Linked DNA regions of Homo sapiens: region 2 is linked to region 1. A link is a loop called in an ENCODE intact Hi-C map of the cell type or tissue named here. Cell type or tissue: gastrocnemius medialis. All regions are shown on one strand.

What was found. A loop is a pair of places that touch in the nucleus more often than their neighbours do. Peaks named below come from ENCODE experiments on the same cell type or tissue, not always from the same donor. Only the 100,000 strongest peaks of a DNase experiment are listed, where the experiment ranks them.
Region 2: it touches region 1 in a loop (2.2-fold over the local background); 1 of 110 quality-filtered maps calls a loop at or near these places.

What each region holds. Positions count from the first base shown.
Region 1 is chr4:75,117,163-75,119,662 of GRCh38, forward strand. No RefSeq gene overlaps it. Among named protein-coding and RNA genes, the nearest start is that of LINC02562, 34 kb to the left of the region's middle. RefSeq lists a silencer at 857-1,151. In gastrocnemius medialis, a CTCF peak has its summit at 1,046 (motif pointing left); a DNase peak (open chromatin) is centred at 1,045.
Region 2 is chr4:75,014,585-75,017,084 of GRCh38, forward strand. All of the region lies in intron 2 of PARM1 (prostate androgen-regulated mucin-like protein 1), which reads left to right. Among named protein-coding and RNA genes, the nearest start is that of PARM1-AS1, 45 kb to the left of the region's middle. In gastrocnemius medialis, no CTCF peak of the experiment used is centred here; a DNase peak (open chromatin) is centred at 1,197; H3K27ac peaks cover 1,485 bases.

The DNA.
Region 1 (2,500 bases):
AAGGACTCAGTCCTGGCAGGATTCATCCCCTGCTAACTGAAGAGCTCTTGGGCCCTGAATAATCAGCAGTGATACACAGGTAGTATACAACGGCCCTTGGATAAGACTCTTGACACTTGTTGGCTTCAGGTGAGACTCAGCACATTCCCAGCTTTGGTGGCTACAGGAAGAGACTCCTTCTACTTGAGAAAAGTAGAGGGAAAACTAAAGGAGACTTTATTTTAAACTTTAGGTACCAGCACCGTCACAGACATAGCATTAGAGCACCAAGTGGGCTCTTAGGGTCCCTGATTCTAAACCTTGACTCTTGGATGGCATTTCTGAACCTGCCCTGGGACAGAGGAAAGCCCACTACCCTGAAGGGTGAGTCCCAGGCTAGGAAGCATTCACCACAAACTGACTGAAGAGCCCCTGGGCCGTAAGGGAACATCAGTGGTAATCTAGCAGTACTACTCATGGGCCTGTGGTGGCAGTGGCCATGAGATGAGGCTCCTCTGCCTTTGAAAAGGGGAGGAAAGGACTGCATCTTGTGGTTTAAGTGCCAGCTCAGCCACACTACATTAGAACACCAGGTGGACTTCTAAGGTCTTTGATTCTAGTCCCTGGCTCCTGGACAGCACCTCTTGACCCATCTGGGGCCTGGGGACACTTGCCACCCTGGAAAGAATGACACAGGCCTGGCTGGCTTTGCCATCTGCTGATTGTAGAGCCCCAGGGCCATGAGCGAACCTAGACTATAACCAGGGAGTGGTTACAGTATTGGATGTAACCACTCACAGGCCTTGGCTGAGACCCAGTACTGTGCTGGCTTCAGCTCTGATCCAGCACAGTCGTAGTGGTGGTAGCCACAGGGGTACTTATATCACTCCACAGCTCCAGGCAGCTCAGTAGAGAGAGAGAGAAACTCCATTCGTTTGGGAGAAAGTAAGGGGAGAGAACAAGCGTTTCGGTCTGGTAATCCAGAGAATTCTTGTGGATCTTGTCCAAGACCACCAAAGTAGTATCTATGAGTCTGCAAGAACCATAGCACTACTGAGCTTGGGGTGCCCCCTAATGCCGATGAAGCTTAAATCACAACACTCAAGTGCTTTCAAATACTTAGAAAGCCTTCCCAAGAAGGACAAGTACAAACAAGTCCAGATTGGCCAGGGTGTGGTGGCTCACGCCTGTAATCCCAGCACTTTGGGAGGTCCAGGCGGGCAGATCACAAGGTCAGGAGATCGAGACCATCTTGGCTAACACACTGAAACCCTGTCTCTACTAAAAATACAAAAAATTAGCCTGGCGTGGTGGAGGGTACCTGTAGTCTCAGCTACTACTTGCGAGGCTGAGGCAGCAGAATGGCGTGAACCTGGGAGGCGGAGCTTGCAGTGAGCCAGGATCACGCCACTGCACTCCAGCCTGGGTGACAGAGCAAGACTCCGTCTCAAAAAAAGAAAAAACAAGTCCAGATTGCACTGACTGCAATGAATACATAACTCTTCAATGCCAAGACACAGATGCACATCCACAAGTATCAAGACCATCCAGGAAAACATGACCTCACCAAATGAACTAAATAAGGCACCAGGGACAAATCCTGGAGAAACAGAGATAAGTGACCTTTGAGACAGAGAATTCAAAATAGCGATGCCGAGGAAACTCAAAGAAATTCAAAATAACACAGAGAAGGAATTCAGAATTCATATTGGAAAAATTTAACGAAGAGATTGAAATAATTTAAAGGAATAAAGCAGAAATTCTGGAGCTGAAAAATGCATTGACACACTGAAGAATACATCAGAGTCCTTTAATGGCAGAATGGATGAAGCAGAGGAAAGAATTAGTGAGCTCAAAGACAGGCTATTGAAAAATACACAGTCAGAGAAGACAAAACCTTTCCAACAGGAAATGCTACAGGGAGTACTTCAATCAGAAAAAAAAAAAAGGATATTCATGAGCTATAACAAATCATCTGAAAGTACAAAACTCACGTTGTAATAGTAAGTACACAGAAAAACACAGAATATTATAATACTGTAACTGGTGTGTAAAATACTTTTATCTCTAATAAAAAGGCTACATGATGAACTTCAATAAAAAATAACAACTATGGTATGGAAAGTACCATGAAATACAAATAGAAATAACAATAAGTTAAAAAGTGAGGGGACAAAGTTAAAATGTACAGTTTTTATTAGTTTTGTTTTTGCTTGTTTGTTTATGGAAAGAGTGCTAATTTGTTATCAGCTTAAAATAATGAGTTATAAGACAGTATTTGCAAGCCTCAGGGCAACCTCAAGTCAAAAAACATGTAAGAGATTCAAACAATCAAAAGCCAAAAACTAAATCATACCACCAGAGAAAATAACCTTCACTAAAAGGAAGAAAGGAAGGAAGGAAAAAAGAGAAGACCACAAAATGATCAGAAAAAAAATAACAAAATGTCAGGATTTAAATGGACTAAACTCTCCAATCCAAAGACATAAAGTGGCAGAATGGGTTTTAAAAAAAATAAAAT
Region 2 (2,500 bases), 100 kb before region 1:
AGTGAAGGGAATGACTACTCTGCCCTCCCTCTCCCTGCTCCTCTGATATGCAGCAAGAAGCCAAGAACAAGGGGACCCACTGGTGTGGTCCATGCAGGTTGGCCTCCTAGAGGGCTGGTCAGAGAACCACACAGAGAAGGGTGGAGAGTGGATCTGCAGAGGTGAAGGGAGGAAATCTATTGACTCCTCTGTGCAGCCCATCACCCCATTAGCACCTTTTTTATACCTCCAGGCCAGCACTTAAAACATTGAGCTTGAATGTGTATCTTCAGTCTGTCTCTATCCAAACCCCTGCACCCCAGGTTCCCAGCATGAAGGTAACATCTCTGACATTGGTTCCTGGAGCAGAGTTGGTGTTGACTTTGATGCGATATCTTAAGAACCATCTTAAACAAAGGGATCATCAAAATACAGTGACCACATTTTTTTTCTTTCCTATTTCAGGCCCTCACCACCACTTGTCTGTACAACTTTTTCAGTTTTTAACCAGCCACTCTCTCTTCACTTTCTGTCCCCTTCAGGATACTTTAGACCTAGCAGATTGATATTCCTGACCACAAAATCTAAGCTTAGCATACATGAATCTCTAAACTGACACATCTACTCCTTCCTACAAGTACCTTAGTTTTATGGGCTGGGTTATTCAAGACAGTTCTGTTCTAATATCTTGGCTTGATTTTAGGCTCTATGTCTTGATTTCCTCAACTCTAGGCCAGCAGGGTCAAGAGGCCCCAAATTGGTGGCAGTTGGCTCATAAACCTTGAAGTTCATGGGAATATTGCATATAGCAGAAACTCAGAATAAATGACAGAATGCTTAAATGACTGGGGAAGAGAGGTGTGGCCGGTTAGAGGGACATCACTGACCAGTACACATTTCATAGACCAAAGAGTATGTATCCTTATGACCTACTAAATCAAAAAATATTTAGATTGCATTTACCAAGACCCTCTTCTTCATGAAAACAAGTATGAGACCTATCCTTTGAGATTTTATAGTTTAAGTAGAGAGAAAGGACACAGGACAAGTAACTCTTAATATCAGTACTTAGTTTCTAATATGAGAATGAACCTGGTAGGCAGAAGGATCTTTGGGATGATGTGATAGAACCTGTTCACTTCAAAGGTGAAGAAACTGTGTCCCAGAAGTTTGAAGTGCCTCACCCAAGATCACATGGCCCAGTGGCAGCATTGGGCCCTGTGCCCAGGGCCCAGAGCTCTAAGCCAAGTCAAGTCCTCTCTCACCACTCTGAATTGCTGCACTCCTCCTTTATTAGCTAGCAGACCAAGCAACATTCTGTTGGTTTGCGCTTCAGGTTACTATTTTGGGATGCTCTTATTTAGAGATTCTTTATGCTGCCTTTAGTAGTGGCAGTAATAACACCACATTTTGCATAGCATTTTGTCTCATTCTGTGTGGGTTCACGTAGTATGTTTCTATTAATCCAAGGATTCACTCACTCAACAAATATCTAAACACAGTCACCAATGAATAATTCTGAAACAAGGTGAATATTATGGGAGTTAAATTTGACTATAGACCTTAAGAAAGGGCTCCATGATGGAGAGAGCAGGGAGCTGAGTTGCAGAAAATAAAGGAAATTTGAGCCTAAAGAGAGATGAAGGGGATTTGGGCAAAGGGAGTTTCAGGTGCTCATTTACAAAGGCAAGGAACCAAGAGCACGATCATTAAGGGTGGACACACTTGCATTCAGAATCCACGCAGAAGTTGTAAGCACTTAAACTGCTCTTGTTGAATAATCCAGTGCCCTCTACATTGCCAGATCTAAGGGTAAATTCTTAGATCTTTTTTTTGTTTGTTTATCATTTCAACTTTTATTTTAGATCAGTGGGTACATGCACAGGTTTGTTACGTGGGTATATTGCGTGATGCTGAGGTTTGGGGTACAACTGATCCCATCACCCAGGTAGTGATCACAGTACCCAATAGGTAGTTTTTCAGCCCTTCCCCCATTCTGCCTCCCTGCTCTTGTATTCTCTGGTGCTTAGACCTGGTTTGACCTGACCTGCCAGCAGTGTCTGACTCAGATGATCACTGCCCTCATCGTTAAAGCACTGGCTCTGCTCGACGTTCAGAGTGTGCATTTTCACTACCTTCTCTCTCTGCTGTCTCACTTCACTTCCTCATTTTCCTTCATTATCCAGGTCGAGCACCTCAGGCCTCCTTTCTCCCTGATCTCTCCACCGTCACTCCTGCGTGGATGACTCTTGACTTTCATTGTCATCTATGTGCTGATAACACTGAGATGTAAAATTCTCCCCATTTTGCTTCACTGAACTATAGACATGTATAGCCAGCTGTCAGCCAATTCATCATCTCCACTGGGTGGCTCATAGGCATCTCACACTTAATATGTCTAAGGCAAATTATTGATTTCCTCAATTCTCAGCCTGTGCCCCTTGATCATTTCCTGTCTTCTTTCAATTCTTCAGGCCAAAACCCTCAAAGTAATCCTAGACTCCTTTCTTTCTCACATACT